Linked DNA regions of Homo sapiens: region 1 is linked to region 2. A link is a loop called in an ENCODE intact Hi-C map of the cell type or tissue named here. Cell type or tissue: endothelial cell of umbilical vein. All regions are shown on one strand. Each heading gives the region's core, and the rest is flanking DNA. Links, peaks and the distances in the headings are about the cores only. Region 1 holds the start of LOC124903843 (a long non-coding RNA gene). Region 2 overlaps MFN2 (mitofusin 2).

Evidence for each region. Hi-C counts contacts between places; a loop is a spot of excess contacts. Peaks named below come from ENCODE experiments on the same cell type or tissue, not always from the same donor. Only the 100,000 strongest peaks of a DNase experiment are listed, where the experiment ranks them.
Region 1: it touches region 2 in a loop (7-fold over the local background); 21 of 110 quality-filtered maps call a loop at or near these places.

Annotation. Positions count from the first base shown.
Region 1 is chr1:11,898,689-11,914,802 of GRCh38, reverse strand. It overlaps LOC124903843 (a long non-coding RNA gene), which reads right to left and starts at 3,310. Exons shown (of 2, transcript XR_007065464.1): 1 at 3,214-3,310; 2 at 1,577-1,985. It overlaps RNU5E-1 (RNA, U5E small nuclear 1), which reads right to left and starts at 6,651; the gene lies at 6,531-6,651. It also overlaps the pseudogene RNU5E-4P. RefSeq lists silencers at 5,346-5,395, 6,217-6,511, 6,536-6,585 and enhancers at 5,960-6,523, 6,756-6,865, 15,414-15,965. In endothelial cell of umbilical vein, for the core only: no CTCF peak of the experiment used is centred there; no DNase peak of the experiment used is centred there.
Region 2 is chr1:12,009,537-12,018,796 of GRCh38, reverse strand. MFN2 (mitofusin 2) reads right to left here. Exons shown (of 19, transcript NM_014874.4): 18 at 9,071-9,205; 19 at 5,289-7,301. The coding sequence ends at 7,232. Among named protein-coding and RNA genes, the nearest start is that of MIIP, 5.3 kb to the left of the region's middle. In endothelial cell of umbilical vein, for the core only: no CTCF peak of the experiment used is centred there; no DNase peak of the experiment used is centred there.

The DNA.
Region 1 (16,114 bases), core at 496-2,995, 98 kb after region 2:
CATGTTGCCCAGGCTGGTCTCAAACTCCTGAGCTCAATCGATCCGCCCACCTCAGCCTCCTAAACTGCTGGGATTATAGGCGTGAGCCACCGTGCCTGGCCAAATAAATCTTAGGGTATTTCTGGTGCAGGAGTAACCAGATTCTGACTGAGCACAGTGGCTCACACCTGTAATCCCAGCACTTTGGGAGGCTGAGACAGGAGGATCTCTTGAGCCCAAGACTTCGAGACCAGCCTGAGTGATATAGTGAGACCTTGTCTCTACAGAAAATTTTAAAAGTTAGCTGAGCATGGTGGTGGCGTGCACCTGTGATTCCAGTTACTTGGGAGGCTAAGGTGGGAGGATCGCTTGAGCCCAGGAGGTGGAGGTTGCAGTGAGCCAAGATCATACCACTGTACTCCAGCCTATGTGACAGAGTAAGATCCTATATCAAAACAAAACAAAAACAAACAAAAAAACCCACAAAACCAAAAACTGGTTAAACAAAAGGAAGAGTATTGGTTCACATAACAGTGTAGCTTAGTAGGAGCTTCAGGAACGGTTTGATCCAGGACTCAAGTGATTTAGGGATGCATTAGTATCTCTTAGCTCTGTTTCCTGTAGATTGGCTTCCATCCTCAGACTGGCTACCCTTATGGTAACAAAAATGGCCACAGTTATCACAAGCTTGATGCCCTCCTAGCATTAAACCCACTGGAATCCAAGTCCTGGTGTTCCTACCCAAAAAGCTGAGGCTCACCTCTGCACAGCCCAGCCCTAAGTCAATCACTGTGGCCAGGGTGAAAGGGATATGCTAATTAGGATAGGCTGGCCAGGCCGTCTCAGAGCTGGGGTAGGGTCAACCTCCAACCACTGAACAGACACTAATCAGAGAGGAGCAGCTTCCCAGAGGAAATTGTGGGTACTCTTGTCACGGATGAGGGCGAATAGATGTTGGCAGCGCAGTACAGACCTCCAGTATTCCTGCAAGGTGAGTGTCAGTCCTGTTTTACAGATGAGGAAAGTGAGGCTCCCAGATGATAAGTCATTAAGCCAAAGTCACATAATTTGTGGAGTCAGGGATGCGTTCCCAAGCCTGTCCAGCTCCAAAACTAGATGCTCCCACTACTAGCTCAAGTGATGGCAGACACATTTTGGAAACAACCACCCGCCCTACGTTTCCAGAAGCAGCATCAATTTCTGCCAGGCAGGGACGTTTTTCCTTTTCATCCCGGAATCTCTCTGGGCAGGGAAGGCTTGAGGAGCCTCTGAAGAGCAGGCAGGACATTGGTGGACGGCACTTACTTCCAGGCTCATGAACCTGGTGGGAGGAGCTTAGCCCTGGCGTGAGAGCGAATTCTCTCTAGGAATCTTTTTTGACTGGAACTCAAAGGGGAACAACACAGACACACCTCAGCGAATGCAGCCTGCAGGAGAGACAGACGAGTGTGGACGGAGGATTACCCAGGTGCCGAGGCAAGAGACTGAAGGCACAAACTGTTTCAGTATAATAAACAAAATAGTTAGAATGAGAATAGTTATAATACAAATTAGATATAGAGATGATCATGGACATTATAAATCATTAGTATAAACATTATTAATCATTAACTTTTAATATTACTCTTTGTTGTATAACCAAGGAATAACCGGCGGGTATAGGGACAGGGGCTGAAGGGACATTGTGAGAAGTGACCAAGAAGGCAAGAGGTGAGCCCTCTGTCACACCTGCATCAGGGCCGCTTGAGGGCTCCTTGGTCAAGTGGTAATGCCAGTGCCTGGGAAGGCACCCGTTACTTAGCAAACCGTGAAAGGGAGTCTCCGTTTCCTTGGAGGAGTCAGGGAACACTCTGCTCCACCAGCTTCTTGTGGGAGGCTGGATATTATCCAGGCCTGCCCGCAGTCATCCGGAGGCCTAAACCCCTCCCTGTGGTGCTGTGCTTCCATGGTCACGCTCCTTGTCCACTTTCATGCTCTTCCCGTACTCCTGGTTCCTCTTTGAAGTTCTTAGAAGATAGCGGTAGAAGAAATAGTGAAAATCTTAAAGTCTTTGATCGAATTTCTGATAAGTGCACAGAAGAAAACGCTGACGTATGCTGCCTTCCCTCTCTGCTTCAGCTACCTAAAAGGAAAGGGACCCCTGTCCTATGATCACGTGACTTGCTTGACCTTATCAATCACTTGGACGACCCACCTTCCTTACCCTGCCTGCCCCCCTTGTCTTGTATACAATAAATATCAGCGCGCCCAGCCATTCGGGGCCACTACCGGTCTTCGTGTTTTGGTGGTAGTGGTCCCCCAGGCCCAGCTGTTTTCTATTTATCTCTTTGTCTTGTGTCTTTATTTCTTACTATGTCTGTCTCCGCACATGGGGAGAACACCCGCCAAACCCCGTAGGGCTGGACCCTATAGACGAGAAAGTGGATGATGATACTGCAGTCAGGGCTGCGGGACTATGGGGCAGGGACATCTAACCTCCCCTTGAAAGTCAGGGAGGTCTTCCTGGAGGAAGGTGAAACCTCCAATCTGGAAACCGAAAGATGATGGGAGTCAGCCAAGCTAAGCAGTGGAGAGCCTGAGTGAACGAATGAATGCACAGAGGTGGGTGGGTGTAGGGAAGCCAGGGAGCCTTTATTTTGAAACAGGGTCTCCCAGGCTGCAGTGCAGTGGTACAATCATGGCTCACTGCAGCCTCGAGCTCTTGGGCTCAAGTGATCCTCCCACCTCAGCCTCCTGAGTAGCTGGGACCACAAGTGCATGCTACCACACCCGGCTAATTTTTTAAAAATGTTCTGTAGAGATGGGGCCTCGCCATGTTGCCCGGGCTGGCCTCAAACTCCTGGGCTCAAGCGATCCTTCCGCCTCGGCCTCCCAAAGTGTTGGATTACAGGTGTGAGCCACTGCACCCACCCAAGAATTGGATTTCTTCATTGGCATCACTGACCTCTAGGGACAAAGGGTGGGCTCTGGCCCTAATTCACGGCAACAGTGACATTAGAGATCATCATTCCTCCCATGGACGTATCCCTTCTTCTCTCCTTATTACTGTCATAATTTTAGCCAATCTACAGCTTCCCTGAAAACCAAAGAACGGTTTTATCACCATGTTTTACAAAGTGCAAATTGAGACCCGGTGAAAAACAGTGACTTGCTAAAGGTCAAAGGTCACTCATGGAGTTGGGTGGTGGCACCCTTGCAGGATGTACCCCCAGCCAATGGTGTGTTAATCATTACCTCTGCTAACAGCTTGTGATGGTTAATGGTAAGCGTCAGGAGTTCGAGACCAGCCTGGCCAACATGGTGAAACCCCATCTCTGCTAAAAATACAAAACATTAGCCGAGTGTGGTGGCGGGTGCCTGTAATCCCAGCTACTTGGGAGGCTGAGGCAAGAGAATCGCTTGAACCTAGGAGACAGAGGTTGCAGTGACCCGAGATCGTGCCATTGCACTCCAGCCTGGGTGACAGAGAGAAACTTCATCTCAAAAAAAAAAAAAAAAAAAAAAACCAAAAAAACAGTGTCAACTTGATTGCATCAAAGGATGCAAAGTATTGTTTCTGGGTGTATCTGGATGTTTCTGGGCGTGGCCAGAATAGATTAACACTTGAGTCAGTGGACTGGGACAGGAAGACCCACTCACAGTGTCGGGGGCACCATCCAGTCGGCTGCCAGCACAGCTAGAAAAAGCAGGCAGAAGAAGGTGGAAAAAGCCGACTTGCCGGGTCCTCCGGGCTTCATCTTTCTCCCGTGCTGGAGGCTTCCTGCCCTTGAACATCAGACTCCAAGTTCTTCAGCTTTTGGACTCTTGGACTTACACCAGTGGTTTGCTGGGGGCTCTCAGGCCTTCAGCCACAGATTGAAGGCTGCACTGTCAGCTTGCCTACTTTTGAGGTTTTGGGACCTGGACTGAGCCACTGCTGGCTTCCTTGATCCTCAACTTGCAGGCGGCTTATCATGGGACTTGACCTTGTGATCGTGTGAGTCAATTCTCCTTAATAAAGTCCCTCTCATATATACGTAGATCCTATTGGTCCTGTCCCTCTAGAGAACCCTAACACACACGTGGAGGAGAGCTCTGAAAACCCGGGCCAGGGACCAGTGTGACTGCTCTGTGGCTGTCCTGGGAGACGGCAACACTGGGCAAGTGAGCTCGTGAGAAAGGCTGGGGCTCCTCTCAGAATAAAACCTTGGGAAGAGACAACTACACAGCATTCGCAGGGGCCGGGCGCAGTAGCTCACGCCTGTAATCCCAGCACTTTGGGAGGCCGAGGCAGGCGGATCACCTTAGGTCAGGAGTTCGAGACCAGCCTGGCCAACATGGTGAAACCCCATCTCTACTAAAAATACAAAAATTAGCCGGGCATGGTGGCTCACACCTGTAATCCCAGCTACTCGGGAAGCTGAGGCAGGAGAATCGCTTGAACCCAGGAGGCGGAGGTTGCAGTGAGCTGAGATCGCACCACAGCACTCCAGCCTGGGTGACAAGAGCAAGACTCCATCTCAAACAAACAAAACCTTTCTCTTGTCATGTAACCCATACATACACATGCTATGTACCCACAAACATTAAAAATCAGAAATTTAAGACAAAACAAAAGCAACAGAAAACCTTTTTTTGAGGAGTCCCTAAGGCTTCACCAGTTTGTCAAAATTGGAGCTTGATTGCTGAGACTTTATTTGCATACCCACAATGCATTGTGCACCAAATAATTTTCGTCTTTAAAATTACTAGTCCCCTTTTTCCTTCAATCTATCTTTCCTGAAACTGAGATTGCTGTTCCAGAATTGTCTGAAGAAAAAGGCAGAAGTCAATAGCTCTTTTGGGCAGAAAGAAATTTACCATTAGCCTGTTGGGAGTAGCCATTACCTGAGAACTGAGTGCCACTCATCGAAGTTCTTACTCTAGTTTCTCTTCATATCGCATAAATCTTTCGCCTTTTACTAAAGATTTCCGTGGAGAGGAATAATTCTGAGTTTTAAACCAATTTTTTAGAGGTCTTGCATTTTTTAGCAAGGCTTATTTGAGCGTTTTAAAAGTAGATGCCCTTAGCCATTACGACGGTTCGTATTTACTCTGAAACAAGAAACACACTCAAAACTCAGAGAAAACATTGTTCCCTAGTATTTGAGTCTGAAGGACCAGAGCTGGCTTCTGGAGGAGCAGCTGGCCTTGGGGGAAAAGGACAATTTACCCTCCTACGTAGCTTGAATGGGGCTTTGAGTCGCATGGCGGGGCACGGCGGGGCACGGCGGGGCACGGCGGGGCACGGCGGGGCTGGGCTGTGGGCGGCTGCTTCAGGGCCTGAGCCCGGGGTAGATTTTTTTTTTTTTTTTTTTTTTTTTTTGAGACAGAGTCTCGCTCTGTCGCTCAGGATCGAGTGCAGTGGCGCGATCTCGGTTCACTGCAACCTCCGCCTTCCAGGTTCAAGCGATTCTCCTGCCTCAGCCTCCCGAGTGGCTGTGATTACAGGCATGCGCCCTCCTGCCCGGCTAATTTTTGTATTTTTAGTAGAGACGGGGTTTCTCCATGTTGGCCAGGCCAGTCTCGAACTCCTGACCTCAGGTGATCCGCAGGTGATCCGCCCGCCTCGGCCTCCCAAAGTGCTGGGATTACAGGCGTGAGCCACCGCGCCCGGCCTGGGGGTCAGGATTTTTTGCGATGGATTTCCTCCCTCCTTTACTGGGACAGACCCTGCTAGTTTTTCCTCCCCAGTACTCAACCTCTCTCTAGAATCTCCTATCGCTAGCAGGGCTCACGGCTACCTGAAGGCATGACTGCACTTCCCAGCCTCCCTTGCGGCTGAGACGAATTCTGGCCAATGGGAGTGGCTGGAAAATTCACTTTCTCTTGCGTTTCATCAAACCGGTTGGGTCGGGGGAGGACTAGCTGCGCGCCTGGCACGCTCCTCAGGCGGGGATACGGGGCAGAAGAGCCCTTGGGACTGCCTTCTTCGATTCTACACGGAGAAGCCGGCGGGAGCAGCGGGGGAGCTCGCCCCGAGTCCCTGCTTCATTTGATCGGATAGTCCAGCGGTCCCCAACCTTTCTGGCACAAGGGACCCAGTTCATGGAAGGCAGTTTTTCCAAGGGCGGGGGAAGGTGGGTAGGGGGTGTGGACAGTTCCAGGTTGAAACTGTGCCCCTCGTCATCAGCCATTAGATTCTTAAAAGGAGCACGCACCTAGATACCTCGTATACGCAGTTCACAATAGGGTTCCCGCTCCTAGGAGAATCTGATGCCTTGCTGCCCTGACAGCAGGCGGACCTCAGGCGTTAATGCTCGCTTGTGAGTCGGTAACCCTCCATCACTCAGTGGCTGGGGTTAAAAACCACTGGTGTAATCAACCAACAAACCCTACTTCTTGGTCAAAAGCAGTAAGCCACCCCAACATCTTAATATTATAACTGCTCAGAAATGCAATACAATTGATATCACATACCTTAACAAAGCGAAAAGCTGAAAAACCGTAACTCGCATTTGTTCTATAATACACTTTACATAGCTCCACACGCGATTTAACGGAATCGCATCTGTTTTTAAAACACTTAAAATAAGCCCTGCTAAGAAACGCAAGGCCTCAAAAAATTGGTTTCAGACTCACACTCGTTTCTCTCCACGGAAATCTTTAGTAAAAGGCGAAAGATTTATACGATTTGAAGAGAAACCAGAGTATAACATCAGTCGTCGACACTACAGTTCTCAGGTAACGGCTACTCCTAAACGGGTAATGGTAACTTTCCTTCGGCCCAAAAGAGCTATTGACTTCAGCCTTTTTCTTCAGACAATTCTGGGACAGCAATCTCGGTTCCGAGAAAGATATGTTGAAGGAAAAAGGGGAAATAATTTTAAAGACGAACATTATTTAGTGCGCAATGCATTGTGGGTATGCAAATAAAGTCTCACCAATCACGCTCCAGTTTCAGGAAATACCTTAAATGGTTCATGCGTTTTAGCGCTGCGCCTGAGGCCACCACCGCGGGGCAGAGCAGAGTCTGGTCCCAGAAGAAAAAGGCTGACTTTACCTGCTTTACTTACAGTGGGCGAGCTATTAGATCGGTGCAAAAGTAATTGCGGTTTTTGCAATTTTTTTTTTTTTTTAATTGCACAATTAGCCTAATAAGTAAAGAATTTTTTTGAACTTAAAAAAAAAAGTAAAAAAAAAATTATCTTGGCTGGACTCCGTGGCTCACCCTTGTAATCCCAGCACTTTGGGTGGCTGAGGCAGGCTGATCGCCTGAACTAGGGGTTCAAGACCAGCCTGGGCAACATAACGAGAGCGTGTCTCCAAAAAAAAATTCTTACACTTCTAGCCACTCCAGACCTACTGCAGGCCTGGGGATTGGGCCCAGCCCCCTGAGTCTGAACTCATCCTCCGTGTGATTCTGATGGAGGCCACATTGAGAACCTCTGTTGGCAACTGTTGTGCCTGAAATATGGAGAGTGAGGAGTTTGGGAGACAGATTACTGGCTGAGCAGGGGAAGGCCTGGGAAAGGCTGTGAAATGAGGAGAGAAAAGGCCAAGGAAGGTCCCTGGGGGATGGTGGCATAAAAGGAGGGGACAGTGCAGGAGCCTATGAAAGAGATTAGAGAAATTGAGGGAGGCAGGAGGAAAACCTGGACTGGGAGCCTCACAGAAACCGAGGGCAGAGAGGAGGTTTCCTGGCCGGGCGCGGTGGCTCACGCCTGTAATCCCAACACTTTGGGAGAGAGGAAGGAAACAGTAGGTGAGGAGGGGCAGGAGATGGGGAGGGGGCGGTAGCTGGCTCCTGGTTGCAGATGGGAAGGAGAAGCGGTGCAGGTGCCTCCCCGCAGTGATCGTGGTCCATGGAGCCTGGGCCCCCCCACTACCCCTGTTCTCTCACTCCCCTGCAGCCCCTCCTTTGCTGGCCCCTCTTTCCTTCCGTCTTCTCACCTGGGAAGATCCCAGGGCCATCTTTCCAGCCTCTGCCCTGTAGCAGCTGAACTGCTGGAAAAATTCCACAGCAGGGGAACCTCCCATACAGGCCTCCACTTCACCTGTTTCTCTGATTGGCTCCATTTCCCACCTCAAGATGTCCTTTTTAGGCCGAGTGCGGTGGCTCACGCCTGTAATCCCAGCACTTTGGGAGGTGGAGGCAGGCGGATCACCTGAGGTCAGGAGTTCGAGACCAGCCTGGCCAACATGGGGAAACCCCGTCTCTACTAAAAATACAAAAATTATCTTGGTGTGTCGACGCGTGCCTGTAATCCCAGCTACTTGGGAGGCTGAGGCACGAGAACCACTTGAACCCAGGAGGCGGAGGTTGCAGTGAGCCGAGATCGCACCATTGCACTCAAGCCTGGGTGAAAGAGCAAAACTCCGTCTCAAAAAACAAACAAACACACAAACACCCCTTTTAATCCTTCTCTCCCTTCAGCTTCCCCCTCTGCAACTCACCGTGTCAGCCCACGACATCCCAGGGGCTTCCTTGAGAGGCCAGACGCCCTCATCTTCCCAGCCCGCCTGCAACCGCATCTGGCTCATCTTCTGCCTCCTCCCATGAACGGCCCTCCTCCTGGGCTTTGAACCCCAACTCCACAAAGATGGCTCCCCTCCCATGCAATCCCCCAGCAGCACCCTCCGTGTCCCTCCCGCTGTGGTCTGAATGTCGTGGCCACTCACACATCCACAGGCTGAAATGTAATCTCCAAGGTGATGGTATTGATAAGTGGGGCCTCTGGAAGGTGATTGGGTCATGGATGGGATCAGTGTCCTTATAAAAGGGTTTGAGGGAGCGAGTTTGTCCCTTTCACCCTCCCATCAAGTGGGGACACAGGGAAGGCGCCGTCTATGAGGAACAGGCCTTCACTAGACAGCAAATTTGCTGATGCCTTGATGTTGGACTTCCCAGCCTCCAGAACTGTGAGCAATAAATAACTTTCTGCTGTTTATAAATTATCCAGTTTAAGGTATTTTGTCATAGCACCTGAACTAGGACACCCCCCCTACTGGCTCATCTTCTAGACGGATGAGTAGGCTTCCTTACCTCCTAACCTGAGAGAGAGAGAGAGAGAGGAGTGAAGGAGGAAGTGGGGAAGGAAGAAAGACTTCCTAAACCTCATCACCATCAGCCACAACAAAGCAAAGCACTTTTACTTTGTATTTCTATTTTAGAAAAAAATCTGATGGAAATCTCTTTAGTAAAAAGAAACTTGGGGCCGGGCGCAGTGGCTCAGGCCTGTAATCCCAGCACTTTGGGAGGCCAAGGCGGGCGGATCCCCTGAGATCAGGAGTTCGAGACCAGCCTGGCCAACATGGTGAAACCCCGTCTCTACTAAAAACACAAAAATTAGCTGGGCATGGTAGGCCCCTATAGTCCCAGTTACTTGGGAGGCTGAGGCAAGAGAATCGCTTGAACCCAGGAGGCAGAGGTTGCAATGAGCCAAGATCGTGCCACTGCACTCCAGCCTGGGGGACAGAGCAAGACTCCGTCTCAAAAAAAAAAAAAAAAAGATTTCCAAACAGGGACTCAAACAGATGACTCTACATGAGCATTAATAGCAGCGTTGTTCATAACAGCCCAAAGATGACAACAATCCCAGTGTCTATCCGCTGATGAGTGGATAAACAAAATGTGGTTTACCCATACAATGGAATACTATTCAGCCATAAAAAGGAGAGAAATTCTGGTACACACTACATTGTAGATGAAATTTGAGGATGCATGCTACATGAAAGAAGCCAGCCACAAAAAGGCATAGATTGTGTGACTGTACTTAGGTAAAATATCTAGAAGAGGGGATAATAGGAGTTATTGGGTAACGTATAGAGTTTCTGTTTCGGGTGATGAAAAATTTTGGAAATGGATGGCAGTGATGGTATTACAACATTGTGAATGTTTTGAATTTATTTTTAATTTTTAGAGATGAGGTCTTGCTCTGTTGCCCAGTTAATTTTTAATTTTTAATTTTTTTTTTTATTTTTTGTAGAAACTAGGTCTCATTATATTGGCCAGGCTTAATTTGTTTATTTTTATTTTTTGTGAGCTGTAATCTTGCTATGTTGCTCAGGCTGGTCTCAAACTTTTGGCCTCAAGTGATCCTCCTGTCTCAGCCGCCCAAAGTGTTGGGATTACAGGTGTGAACCACCATGCCTGGCCCATTTCCCCTGATCAGGGAAAATGCGTTGTTATGTGTGATATTTGGTGTGAGTTTTTTTTTTTGTTTTTTTTTTTTTGGCGGAGTCTCGCTCTGTTGCCAGGCTGGAGTGCAGTGACGTGGTCTCAGCTCACTGCAACCTCCAACTCCCTGGTTCAAGTGATTCTCTTGTCTCAGCCTCCCAAGTAGTTGGGATTACAGGCACACGCCACCATGCTCAGCTAATTTTTGTGTTTTTAGTAGAGACAAGGTTTCACCATGTTGGCCACGATGGTCTCGATCTCCTGACATCATGATCTGCCTGCTTCAGCCTCCCAAAGTGCTGGGACTACAGGCATGAGTCACCGCGTCTGGCCTGGTGTAAGATTTTAACATACAGCCTGTATTAATTATGTTAGGGAAATTTCCTTCTATCATCAGGTTTCTCTGTGCTGAGTTTTTTTATCAAATGCTCTTCAGAATCTATTGAGATAGTTGTATAAATTTTCTCCTTTGAATTCAGCAATATGGTGAATTACATTGCTAGATTTTTTTTTTTTTTTTTGAGACAGAGTCTCACTCTGTTGCCCAGGCTGGAGTGCAGTGGCACGATCTCAGCTCACCGTAACCTCCGCCTCCAGGTTCAAGCGTTTCGTGTGCCTCAGCCTCCTGAGTAGCTGGGATTACAGGTGTGCACCACCATGCCTGGCTAGTTTTTCTATTTTTAGTAGAAATGGGGTTTTGTCCTGTTGGCCAGGCTGGTTGCAAACTCCTGACCTCAGGTGACCCACCCACCTTGGCCTTCCAAAGTGCTGGGATTACAGGTGTGAACCACTGCTCCTGGGCCATTGCTAGATTTTTGGATGTTAATTATTTGCATTCCTGAGATAAGGCCCATTTAAGTCATAATACATTTTTCTTTATAATTTGATTTTTCCTTTTTCTTTTTTTTGAGACAGAGTCTTGTTCCGTCACCAAGGCTGGAGTGCAGTGGCACAATCTCAGCTCACGGCAGCCTCAACCTCCCAGGCTCAAGCAATCCTTCCACCTCAGCCCCCTAAGTAGCTGGGACTACAGGCATGCAGCACCACACCCGGCTAAGATTTTTCCTTTTTGAAAATGAAAAATGCAAGACTCAAAGATCAAAACTATGTAAAAACATATATTCAGAGAAGTCCCACTCCTGTCCCTAGCCCCTTCGCCCAGTTTCCACTCATCCCCATTTTCAATAGTTTCTTTATTTAAAGAAAATTTGTTTACATTTTGTTATTTGTAATAGAGATGGGGTCTCACTATGTTGCCCAGGCTGGTCTCTAACTCCTGGGCTTAAGTGATCCTCCCAACTCCCAAAGTGCTGGGATTTCAGGTGTGAGCCACTGCACCCAACACATTTTCAATAGTTTCTAGTTTAAATTTTCTGTGTGTGTGTGTGTGTGTGTGTGTGTGTTTTGTAACAATAACCACACACATATAGTTTATTTCTTCTTCCTTTTTTTTTTTTCTTTTTTTGAGACAGGGTCTTACTCTGTCACCCAGGCAGGAGTATAGTGGTGTGATCTTGGCTCACCGCAACCTCCGCCTCCTGGATTCAAACATTTCTCCTGCCTCAGCCTCCTGAGTAGCTGGGATTATAGGTGCCCGCCACCACACGTGGCTAATTTTTGTATTTTTAGTAGAGGCGGGGTTTCACCATGTTGGCCAGACTGGTCTCGAGATCCTGACCTCAGGTGATCCACCTGCCTGGGCCTCCCAGAGTGCTGGGATTACAGGCATGAGCCACCACGCCTGGCACACACTTTTTTTTTTTTCTTTTGAGACGGAGTCTCGCTCTGTTCCCCAGGCTGTAGTGCATTGGCAAGATCTTGGCTTACTGCAACCTTCAACCCGCTGGGTTCAAGCAATTCTCCTGCCTCAGCCTCCTGAGTAGCTGGGATTACAGATGTGTGCCATCATGCCTGGGGAATTTTTGTATTTTTAGTAGAGACAGGGTTTCACCATGTTGGCCAGGCTGGTCTCAAACTCCTGACCGCAAGTGATCTGCCCGCCTCAGCCTCCCAAAGTGCTCGGTTTACAGGCATGAGCCACCATGCCTGGCCTGAAACTTCTACTTTTAAAAGTAGAGCTTCAAATCCAGCTCCATAGAGCATGGAATTGCGGAATCAGGGTACTTGAATAAAGTCTGAATCTCAGCCAAAGCCAGGGAGATTTGAAACCCAAGAGAAAATGCCAGGAAGCCCCGCTAGCTCTGATGAGGTCAGACGAGTGAAAGCTGTTCCTGCGGGTACCAAAGCTCAGAATGTTGGCAAAGCAGCATGGATTGTGGGAGGCTTGCCTTGGGTCCCATCTGTGGGTCACCAAAATGTCAACCTAAAATCATCAAAAGGGTTAGAATCTAATTTAAAGAGTGTTTATTCAAGCACAAAGTGTGAGGATGGACAATTCGGAAACACCAACTCCAAAGGAATGGTCAGCGTTCTAAAGTAGACAGAGACAGGGGAGTTTTTAGCAGGATTATAGCATTTTTCTTTTTCTTTTCTTTTCTTTTTTCTTTCTTTCTTTCTTTTTTTTTTTTTTTTTGAGACGGAGTCTCGCTCTGTCACCCAGGCTGGAGTACAGTGGTGTGATCTCGGCTCACTGCAACCTCCACCTCTCGGGTTCAAGTGATTCTCCTGCCTCAGCCTCCCAAGTAGCTGGGATTACAGGCACCCGCCACCACGCCCGGCTAATTTTTGAATTTTTAGTAGAGACGGGGTTTCACCATGTTGGTCAGGCTGGTCTCAAACTCCTGACCTCGTGATCCACCCACCTCGGCCTCCCAAAGTGCTGAGATTACAGGTGTGAAGCACTGCACCTGGCCATTCTTTTTTTTTTTTTTTTTTTGGCAGAGTCTCACTCTGTCACCCAGGTTGGAGTGCAGTGGTGTGATCTCGGCTCACTGCAACCTGCATCTCCTGAGTTCAAGAGATTCTCCTGCCTCAGCCTCTTGAGTAGCCACCACGCCCGGCTCATTTTTGTGTTTTTAGTAGAGATGGGGTTTCACCATGTTGGCCAGGCTGGTGTCGAATTCCTGACCTCAGGTGATCCTCCCGCCTCGGCCTTCCAGCACAGCTATAGGCGTGAGTCACTGTGCCCAGCCTCTTTTTTTTTTTTGAGATGGAGTTCGCTCTGTCACCCAGGCTGGAGTGCAGTGGTGTGATCATAGCTCACTGGAGCCTCAACTTCGCTGGCTCAGGTGATTCTCCCACCACAGCCTCCTGAGTAGCTGGGACTAGAGGCACTCATGCCACCATACTGGCTAATTTTTTGTATTTTTTGCAGAGACGGGGTTTTTCCATGTTGCCCAGGCTGGTCTTGAACCCCTGGGCTCAAGCCATCCGCTAGCCTCGGCCTCCTGAAGTGCTGGGATTACAGGTGTGAGCCACCATGCCGAGCCTTTAAAAAGTTACCGTAAATATATTTGACATTTTGAAATTCTGTGTGTCAAAAATAATCAAGCAAAAAGGTGAGCCTCCCACCAGAATCATACTTGCAATACACCAAAGGGTTAACAATTGTACTATATCAAAAAGCCTTACAAATTAATGAGATAAAGCTGGGTGCGGTGGCTCACGCTTGTAATCCCAGACCTTTGGGAGTCTGAAGAGGGCAGATGGCTTCAGCCCAGGAGTTCAAGACCAACCTGGGCAATGTGGTGAAACCCTGTATCTAAGAAAAAAAAAAAAAGAAAAATTAATGGGATCAATACTAAACTGCAATAGAAAATCATTGATAGTAGAGAGAAAAATTTTCCAGAAGAAATGTACATGTCTAATAAATATGTGAAAACCTGTTTGGTCTTACTAGTAATCAGAGGACTCCAAATACAAGCAACTCTGTATGTCACGTCCCATCTATTACATTAGCAAATACTTTTAAAATATAAAATTCAGAGGCAGCCATGTTACAGTGAAACAGGAACGCAGATGCCACAGGTAGAAATAGGAACTGGCCCAATCTTACTAAAATGTCACTTGATGATATGTATCAAGAGCCCTAAAAAAAGTGTTTTTTGAGACACAGTTTCTCTCTGTTGCCCAGGTGGGAGTGCAGTGGTGCGATCTTGGCTCACTGCAGCTTCTGCCTCCAAGGTTCAAGCAGTTCTCGTGCCTCCGTCTCCTGAGTAGCTGAGACTGCAGGTGTGTGCCACCATGCCTGGCTAATTTTTGTATTTTTAGTAGAGACAGGGTTTCACCATGTTGCTCAGACTGGTCTTGAACTCCTGGCCCCAAGTGATCCACCCACCTCAGCCTCCCAAAGTACTAGGATTACAGGTGTGAGCCACCGCGCCCAGCCTAACAAAAGTATTTTAACAGTTAATATATGTCAAGCCAATAATTTCACATGTGGGAATACATCCTAAGGAAACAGAAATGTACAAAAATGTGTGCAAAGAAACACACTTTTTTTTTTTTTTGAGACAGAGTCTCATTCTGTCGCTCAGGATGGAGTACAGTAGTACAATCTCAGCTCAACCTCCACCTCCTGGGTTCAAGTGATTCTCCTGCCTCAGCCTCCTGAGTAGCTGGGATTACAGGCATTCGCCACCACGCCCGGTGAAATTTTTTTTTTTTTGAGACAGAGTCTTGCTCTGTTGTCCAGGCTAGAGTGCAGTGGCACTATCTCGGCTCACTGCAACCTCCACCTCCCAGGTTCAAGCGATTCTCCTGCCTCAGTCTCCTGAGTAGCTAGGATTACAGGCACCAGCCACCATGCCCGGCTCATTTTTTTGTATTTTTAGTAGAGACAGGGTTTCACCGTGTTAGCCAGGATGGTCTTGATCTCCTGACCCCGTGATCCACCCACCTCAGCCTCCCAAAGTGCTGGAATTACAGGCGTGAGCCACAGGGCCTGGCCAACAGTAATTTTTATAATCAGAAGAATAAAAGAACAATGATATTGAAAAGAGAGGGAAAGAGAGAGAGGGAAGGGGAGAGATGCAGAGCTTACAAACAAGGGCATCTGACTGGGGAGGGGTCAGGAGCTGAGAGGGGAAGATAAGGGCCCAGAAGTGGAAGGGGGTCTTGCTAAGGCCCATTACATGATGTCACCTGGGCCCTTGGGGGCTGCAGTTTGCAGTAGCTCAGGAGGGCATGCCTCAGCCCTGGGGCCCCACCCCTATTCTCCCGGCTCTCTTCTCTCTTGCACCATCTCTCCCCATTTCCAAGGAAGGTGGCTGCCCCTGCCAGATGCAGACGCATTGCACCGACCTCATTGTCTAGCTTTAACTAACTTGAAAGCAAGGGATAGGAGGGAGGAAAGGAACAGAGTCCCCTAGGAATGTTAGAGGCAGGGGGATGGGAAATTCTGCAGCCCAGCTGAGAGTGGGAGCCCGTTGGTTTGGAGGGGATAAAGCATAAGACCAAAGTACAAATAATGATCCGATGGGCCAGCCTGTGATGCCTGCTCAGAGGCACTAGAGTGGTCCCAGAGAAAGCGCTAGAGACAATTTTAGGAGACAGAAAGCAGGATTTGATCACCCAAGGACAGAATCTGAGGCAAGGAAGAGCTGGGGGGCTCTGTGCCGGTCTGAGCCCTTGAAACAAATCCTACATAGGGGATTGCTACGGGGCTAGCGGTCTCAGGGACTCCAGGGCTGAGTCCTGGCCGTGAACCCCGCGGGCGCCCGCATTTCAGCACCGGGGACAGGGGCCGACCTCGGATCCAGGTGGGTCCTCAGATCCACTGGCGGCTCCGTAGCTCCACTAGTTCCTGGCCCCCTCCCTGGCCAATCTCAGCCCGGGCAGTTCCCTTGGAGACCTCCGTGGCCCCTCCATCCTGGACCCCCCTGGTGCCCGTGCTGCGGCTCCCGAGCACTTGGCAGGTGATGCGACCCGCGGAGCCAACCTGGAGCGCCCTCGGGTCCCGGCAGCCAAGATGGGCTCTGCGATCTGGGGTAGGGGCAGGAGAAGACCTAGTCTCCCCACCGCCCCCCACGTTTGTCTCAGCTTGGACAGAGTCTTGCCCTCCGGGGATGGCGCAAAAAGGAAAACCCCGAGGTGAGA
Region 2 (9,260 bases), core at 6,761-9,260:
TCATTCAGGTTTTTAGCGAGTGCCCGCTTTGCGCCAGAAGATAAGGACTACACAGTAAACAAGAAAGTGTAGTATTGGGGCCGGCCGCGGTTGCTCACGCCAGTAAACCTAAAAATACAAAAATTAGCCGGGCGAGGTGGCCGGCGCCTGTAATCCCAGCTACTAGGGAGGCTGAGGCAGGAGAATCGCTTGAACCCAGCTACTAGGGAGGCAGAGATTGCAGTGAACCGAGATCGCGCCACTGCACTCCAGCCTGGATGACAGAGCAAGACGCAAGACTCCATCTCAAAAAAGAAAAAAAAAAAAAAGATACCCAGCCTGGGCAACATGGCAAAACCCCGTCTCTACAAAAAATGAGCCAGGCACGTACCTGTAGTCCAGCTACTCGGGAGGCTGAGATGGGAGGATCACCTGAGTCCAAGAGGCTGAGGCTGTGGTGAGCTTTGATTGCACCACTGCACTCCACCCTGACTGAGAGACCCTGTCTCAATAAATAAATTAATTTAAAAAAGAAAGAAAGTGTGGTATTGGCGTCCAGGTAGACAAATGGATCAATGCAACAGAATAGAGTTCCGATATGTGAGCAATTAATTTTTGACAAAAATGAAAGTGCAATTCAGTGGAGAAAGGATAATGCCTTCGGCCCGGGGCGGTGGCTCACGCCTGTAATCCCAGCGCTTTGGGATGCCGAGGTGGGCAGATGGCTTGAGGTAAGGAGTTACAGCCCAGCGACACCCAGCACCCCCCCCAAAAAAATTTATTTTATCAATAATGTGTGTGGAAACTTGGGAAAACAAGAAGAGATGGTGTCTTCAACAAATGTTGTAGGTATAATTGGATATCCACACACTCATCCTAAAAAAAAAAAAAAGAAACCCATATGCAAAAATTAACCTAGAATGGATCATAGATCTAGTTGTGAAACCTAAACTATATAACTTAGAAAAACTGGGGCCGGGCGCAGTGGCCCACGCCTGTAATCCCAGCACTTTGGGAGGCCGAGGCGGGTGGATCACCTGAGGTCAGGAGTTCAAGATCAGCTTGGGCAACATGGCGAAACCCCGTCTCTACTAAAAATACAAAAATTGGCTGGGCGCGGTGGCTTACGTCTGTAATCCCAGCACTTTGGGAGGTCCAGGCAGGCGGATCACCTGAGGTCGGGAGTTCCAGACCAGCCTGACCAACATGGAGAAACCCCGTCTCTACTAAAAATACAAAATTAGCCGGGCATGGTGGCGCATACCTGTAATCCCAGCTGCTCGGGAGGCTGAGGCAGGAGAATCGCTTGAACCCGGGAGGCGGAGGTCGTGGTGAGCCAAAATCGCACCATTGCACTCCAGCCTGGGCAACAAGAGTGAAACTCTGTCTCAAATTAAAAAAAAAAAAAAAAAAGAATGAAAAGAAGATAGGTAGCCCCTCTACCTCCAGAAGAGCCGAGGGTGATAACACCAGGCACCGAGCTAGCAGGAAGCCCTCCGACTCAAGAAGATGGCTGATCCTTGGCAGGAATGCATGGATTATGCAGTAACTCTAGCAAGATGAGCTGGAGAGGTAGTTTGTGATGCTCTAAAAAATGAAATGAGGCCGGGCACGACGTCTCAGGCCTGTAATCCCAGCACTTTGGGAGGCCAAGGCGGGCGGATCAGTTGAGGTCAGGAATTTGAAACCAGCCTGGCTAACATGGTGAAACCCCGTCTCTATTAAAAATAGAAAAAAATTAGCCGGGTGTGGTGGTGGGCACCTGTAATCCCAGCTACTCGAGAGGCTGAGGCAGGAGAATGGCTTGAACCTGGGAGGCGGAGGTTGCAGTGAGCCGCGATTGTGCCACGGCACTCCAGCCTGGGTGACAGAGTAAGACTGTCTCAAAAAAAAAAAAAAAAAAAACTATATATATATATGAACCCACATTCACTACTGGTGGGGATATAAGACAGTATAACCACTTCACAAAATCTGTAGAAGTTAAACATAAATTTACCATATGGCCCAGCAAGTCCAGCCTGAGATATCTACCTACAAAAAATGAAAACATCTGCCTACACAGAGATTTGAACACTAATGTTCCTAGCAGAAATACGCATAATGTTGTCTAGAAGATCACCAGGGTGGCTAAATAGTAGAAAGGAGCACTTTATTGTTGATACTTGTTTGCAAACCAGGAAGAGATGGTTTGCAGCATGCACTGAAGGTGCTCTCTTCCAAGAGAGAAAGGACAGGTTGGGTTTTATGCCTCACAGGGCCCATATTCATACATATTTAGCAGGTTTGAGGGAAAAGCTGTATACATATTTATGAGAGGAGGTGAGCTCATGTGCATTGGCTAAACAGGTTGTTCACAGCTTCTGTAAGCTGGCTGAAACTGGCTTAAGTTCTGCAGTTGCTTATCAGAAAAGAATGTTTATTGGCTGGGTGTGATGGCTCATGCCTGTAGTTCCGGCACTCTGGGAGGCTGGGGCAGGAGGATCACTTGAGCTTGGGAATTAGAGGCCAGCCTGGGCAACACAGTAAGATCCCATCTATTTTTTTTTTTTTTTTTTGAGACGGGGTCTCATTCTGTTGCCTAGGTTGGAGTGCAGTGATGCAATCTCGGCTCACTGCAGCCTCCACCTCCTGGGTTCAAGTGATTCTCCTACCTCAGCCCCCGGAATAGCTGGGACTACCAGTGCACACCACCATGCTGGGCTAATTTTTGTATTTTTTGTAGAGACAGGGTTTTGCCAGATTGCCCAGGCTGGTCTCAAACTCATGAATTCAAGCGATCCTCTCACCTCAGCCTCCCAAAGTGCTGGGATTACAGGCATGAGGCACTGTGCCCAGCCAACATACATTCTCTATTTGAAAAATTAAATTAAAAAAAGAAAAAGAATATTTGTGTCCAGACATGGTGGCTCACACCTATAATCCCAGCACTTTGGGAGGCCAAGGTGTGAGGATCATTTGAGATCAGGAGTTCGAAACCAGCCTGAGTAACATAGTGAGATCCCTCGTCTCTACAAAAAAACAAAAAATTATCCGGGCATGGTGGCGCACACTTTTAATCCCAGCTATTCGGGAGGCTAAGGTGAGAGGATCACTTGAGTCTGGGAGGTCAAGTCTGCAGTGAGCCGTGATTGCGCCACTGCACTCCAGCCAACAAAAACCTACCTCAAAAAAAAAAAAAAAGTTTGTCAGACCGGTCCCCTGTGTAATCAGAGGCATAAGGGTTTGGTTTGTAAATCAAGACTTGAGATAATTTGCCTGATGGCTCCTGATGTTAGGGAGTTTAGCGAGTATGTTGTTTTTCTTTGTAACTGAAAAAGGTTACTAATCAGTGAGTGAGATTTTTGTTGTTGTTGTTGTTGTTTTGAGAGGGAGCCTCCCTCTGTTGCCAGGCTGGAGCGCAATGGCGTGATCTCGGCTCATTGCAACCCCCACCTCCCAGGTTTAAGCAATTCTCCTGCCTCAGCCACCCTAGTATCTGGGATTACAGGTGCACGCCACCAAGCCTGGCTAATTTTTGTATTTCTAGTAGAGATGGGGTTTCACCATGTTGGCCAGGCTGGTCTTGAACTCCTGACCTCGTGATCCGCCCACCTCCCAAAAGTGTTGGGATTACAGGCGTGAGCCATCGCGTCTGGCCCCAGGGGCAGATTTTTATCCACCTTAGTCACTGCTATATCTCCAGTGCTTAGAACCATGCTTAGCACATAGTAAGTGCACAAATATTTTGCTGAATTAATGAACTTCCTCATTTGAGGAAATTAGGGAAAATAGACCATTGGATTTTGAGATTAGGGCTCATGCGTATGAAATGTCTGACATACTAAACTCTCAAAGTTCGCTGTTCTTATCTCAAGCCTAAGAGTCCCACTTAGACACAGGAAACCATCCACTTGAGGACACGGTGAACAACTTAGCTGACATCTGCGAGGAGGGCCCTGCTTCTGAGGCCACATTATGAAGCCAGATGCTCTCCGAGAGAGCTGCCTGGGCTGTCACCCCAGTGCTTGGGACACAGTGGAACATTCCTGACTACCTACTTTTTGTGATTAAATAGGGACATTGTTACCAGAGGGCTAAAACTTCCAGCCTCTCAGATTCGCCAGTGGACAGATGAGGTAGTCAGAGAAAGCACAGGAATGAGGCTGGCCTTGACTGGGAATAACTAAGCAGCATTTGCATAAGGCAAGAAGGCCCTTTTTCAAACTATGGCTCATCACCCGGGATGATGCTGTCGTGAACAATTTAGTGGGTTGTACATAACATCTTGTTAATGACAGAAACTACTTGTTTTGTGGATTGCAAAAAAAAAAAAGGTAATGATTCATTTTTTTTTTGTTACCTGAGAAAGTCTTTGGCTGCTGCCTTGAAACAGCCACAAGATGGCGAGGATAGGCGGGGACAAGGCAGGAACAGGAACCTAGATCCGGGCTGATGGTTATGATGGAGGTGAGGAAACTGGGCAGGGTCAACAGACTTGGAAGACAGCAGGTGACAGATTTGGTGCAGCACGTGTGACCGTGGACTCGAGGGTGATGCCCCAAGTGTGTAGCCTGGGAATCTGGAAGGATGAGGTTGCTATCAGCTGAGCTGTGGCCTCTGTGGGCGAGCAGGGCGGACACTGGGCAGCACCAGAGCCAAGAGGACAGCTGTAGGGGCGGGGAAACTGACTGACTACCCCTGTATCTACTCCTGAGGACCCTTAAAAAAAAAAAGAAAAAAAAGCGGTGGCTCACACCTGTAATGCCAGCACTTTGGGAGACCGAGGCAGGTGGGTCACAAGGTCAGGAGTTTGAGACCAGTATGGCCAAGATGATGAAACCCTGTCTCTACTAAAATACCAAAATTAGCCAGGCCTGGTGGTCGGCGCCTGTAATCCCAGCTGCTTGGGAGGCTGAGGCAGAGAACTGCTTGAACCCGGGAGGCGGAGCTTGCAGCGAGCCGAGATCGTGCCACTGCACTCCAGCCTGGGCGACAGAGCGTGACTCCATCTCAAAAAAGAAAAAAAAAAAAAAGAATAGTGGCAACCAAATTCTCAGAAGGCAAAGCAGGATGGAACAGTGAGTCATTTACTTTTTAAGTGAAAAATGGTCTGGAGTTACAGAGAAATCTGTAAAGAAATCAGTCTCGATTTCCTGATCCTTAAAGATCAGTTAAACCATCTGTTCTTTTGAGAGTATCAAATTCCTTCCAAGAATAAGGAGCCAGATTATAGTGGGAACTTCCCCAAAGTTATGGTCACTTCAGAATACAGCTGGCCATGTCAAAGAGGAGTTTGTACAAGAACCCAAAAAGACAGATCTCACAAAGGATTTCCAACTAGGTTTTATTTTAGTTTCCAATATTATGAGCAATGATACAGGAGTAACTCAAGCAAATACATCACCTTAAATACATCAGAGAAAACTCACTGTGTCAGCACGTCTTGCGCTCCAGCAAATGAACATAAAAACAACAATGTCAGCAGCATTAAAGTGCTTTTGGCCATACTTCTTTCAGAAAGGGTCTCTCCCTCAGTGGTATAAATTTAATTTTACGTATTGAAGAAGCTCAAAATTTCATTCATTCCCCAGGGGCTACATTGAAAAAAAATTCATGTTTACGCTAAAGAATTTTTTTTTTTCAAAAAGAGCACAAAATCCATTGGAATTGTGTGACAGTGATTTTCCCTGACATGCTGTGAAGTGGCCCCTGTCCATTCAGGCCCGGCACACGCCGGGAACATCCACCCACAGCATGTCCACCTGGCAGAGTCCATCACTTCGCCCCACACAACAGGACAGACTGAGGGCTTTAAATACAAGCAGGTATGTGAACAGGACATCACCTGTGATGTGGCCACCAAACAGTGCACAGAGGCTACCAACTCATTTCCTCAAAGATGAGTGATGGCTGGGCTGCTGGGCCCCTGCCTTGTGGGCTGCTTTTTGGGAGAGGTGTTGCTTATTTCTAGGAAGCGATCCAACTTGTGCCACACAGGATTTGTCACCCAAACTGCTTTTCTCACACAGTCAACACCTTGGTGACAGGCATCTGCCCCCACTTCAACCAGTAACAATCCCAAAACTCAACATCAGCATAAAGACAAGGGGGTCAGTCGAAGGTTCTGGAGATCAGGGAGGGTGGAAAGATGGACACTGGGTTTTCCACATTGTCCCTTGGCCAACTGCAGTCACTGGCACAGGAAATTTAGTCCAGGGCACTTGGGACAAGGTTGGGGGTGGGGTGGAAACATGTCTCTTAAAGGGCACAACAGGGATGCAATCAAGCCTAGTGGGTGGGGGCTCTCAGACCCATGAGCCCCTCGCAGAACGAGGCCAAGTGGACGGCCCATTCTCCAGCTGTCCTGTGTGGGGCCCATGCACCTCAGCCAGCCACCAACGTCCCCACCTTCCACCATCCATCCTTCTACTACATCCTTCAACCACCTAGACCATGCCATCTTCCAAAACAGATCTACACAAAACAGGCCTGCACAAGTCCAGGACTGACACTAAAGCAAAGGACACAATAATGAGAAGAGAGGCAAGTCCCTCCTTGTCCCAGTGACTGCCACCTGCTCTGCCAGCTCCCCATACATCCAACAGCCCTCCCCTCTGAGCTACTCCCACTCCTCCAGCTGCCTCAGCAGCATCCTTTCTACCACCCCCAGCACAGGGCCCGCCTCAGCCTAAGCCCAGGGGTAACTGAGCCTCACCACCAAGACGTGTCTGAGGCTCTGCAAATGGGATGAAGCACTGAGCCAACAGGCGAGATGGACACACACAAGCCACAGTCCTTCTGGGACAGACTCTCTGGGAAGAAACTCCAATCGTCCCTTACACCTGCAGGTGTGCTGGGCTGCAAGGAGGGCAGGTGCGCACAGGCTGGAGGAAGGTGGGGGTGTCTGTGTGATACCCTCAAAGGCTTCCATGAGGCATTGTGCAATGCTGAGATCCTGAGGCCTTATCAAGCAATCAAATGAACCAGAGAAAGCTGGAAAAAGCCTCAACTTAACTCCTTGGTACCATGCTGTCCATAGCTGTCGCTGAAAGTGTCCTTTGGGGGTATGAGCCAGCTCTTCCAGCAACAGCAGGCAAAGGTGGGGGAAAATAAGTAGTGCTGGAGGGCTCAAAATGGTACGAGACTGGGTGCTTCATTCTCTTGGCAGTGGCCAGGGGGCAGGAGCCACACGTGCCCCTGGGGGAGCCCACATGGCACTTAGGGCTGGCAGCACCGCCCCTCTCCACGCAGACTCCGCCTCAGGTGCCCACTATCTGCTGGGCTGCAGGTACTGGTGTGTGAACATGTTGAGCTCACTGTCCAACCAACCGGCTTTATTCCTGCAAAGAAATGGTTCTTTTGTAACCATGATAGCTGATGATAGGCAGTATTAGGACTACCCGCCAGGCACCATCCTAAGGACGCTTGACACACACCCTTACATCATCCTCCAACAATCGTGTTTATCCCTGTCTCACAGATGGGGAAAAGGAGGCCCAGAGGGGTTAAATAACTTCCCAAGGCCACACGGCTAATAAGCCAGGGAGCTACAAGTTAGGCTTTTCTGATTCTCAAGCCCTGTGTTTCCTTCACCCAGGACCATGTGCAAGTCCCTGAGCTGTCGGGAACTCAGTTTCCCTGCTTGCCAAGCAAGGGGTTGAGGTGCTGACAGGAGACCCTTTCCAGGTTCAGCTGTGTCACTGTGGCTGACAAGCAGCAGTTCCCCCCATTCCCCCTTTCTGAGAGTCCCCAGAGGGCAAGCAGTGTGTCCCTAGGAAGCAGCTGTCCCCAGGTGGGGGTGCGGGGGGGGCACATCCGCAGTCGAGGGCAGGGAAAGCCCAGTGATCCGGTGAGGGTTGGAGCTGACACCCTCTGATCCATCTCCCCTCTGGCTCTGCCACCCTGCAGACTCTGACGTCAGGGGCGAGGGCAGGAAGTGCAGGGTCCCCGTGTGCTGATGCTATCATGGGCTAGGCAGGCCGAGGACTTCTGCAGGGTCCCCGTGTGCTGATGTTATCATGAGCTGGGCAGGCCGAGGACTTTTGCAGGGCACTTTTACATTCAGTCATGCAGCTGTGTCATGAAATCTTACTCCCATTTTACAGATGAAAATAATGAGACACAGGAGAGTTAAGAGCTTGGGCCAAACATGAGTGGCTGGAGAGAACCCAGGACTCCAGACTCCTCAGACTGATGTTCTTTCCAGCAAATTATTAATGAAAGCTCCACAGAGACCCCATGGAGATCTGAGTTCCAATCCCAGCTCTGCCAGTCCCCAGCCAAGTAACCAGCTTCTCTGTGGGTAAATGGGGGGCTATGCCCTCTTCATGGGTCCAAAGAGTGGCAGGTAAGGAGAATCAGAGTGCGGGGGCTGCTGGAGCCAAGTACACCTGGGCTCCCCTCCTAGCCTGGCCATTTTTTGAGATGCCAGACAAGTTCCCCAACATTTCTATGTAGAAAATGGAGAAATAGGGAAGACTGAGTGAAATAGCACATGTTAAGCGCTGTAGGCCCTGCGGTTCAGCACAGGGCGCTGTGAACTGCAGTCTCGCAGTACTGTGATGCCATCATGCCTTCAACTGCAAGTGCCTTGAAGGCAGCGACGCTGTGTCTTGTTGAGCCTCCAGCACCATCTGGCATCCATGAGGTACGTGGTACACATCCATTTTTTTTTTCTTTTTGAGACAGAGTTTTGCTCTTGTCGCCCAGGCTGGAGTGCAATGGCATAATCTCGGCTCACTGCAACCTCCGCCTTCTGGGTTCAAGCCATTCTCCTGCCTCAGCCTGTCGAGTGGCTGGGATTACAAGCACACACCACCACGACCAGCTAATCTTTGTATTTTTAGTAGAGACGGGGTTTCACCATGTTGGTCAGGCTAGTCTCAAACTCCTGACCTCAGGTGATCTACCTGCCTCAGCCTCCCAAAGTGCTGGGATTATAGGCGTCAGCCACCGTGCCCAGCCCATGGTACACATCTAACACGAATGAGCTAAATCCCCACCAGAAAAATTTGTGTCCACACCCAAGACGCAAGCCCAGCAGCTGAGCCCCAGTGTGCCTGGGCTGCACCCTGGAGCCCTAACCTTTGGCCACACGGGCCAGCCTCACCTGAGCAGCTTTGCTTTGCTCTGAAGTGAGTCAAGAACCTCAATTTTCTTGTTCATGGCGGCAATTTCCTGCTCCAGGTTCTCCCGGGTGACGTCAACTTGCTGACACAGATGAGCAAAGGTCCCAGACAGTTCCCTGGGGAGGAGAGAGAAGGGACCCAGTTGGGGTGTGTGGAGCAAGATGCCACTGG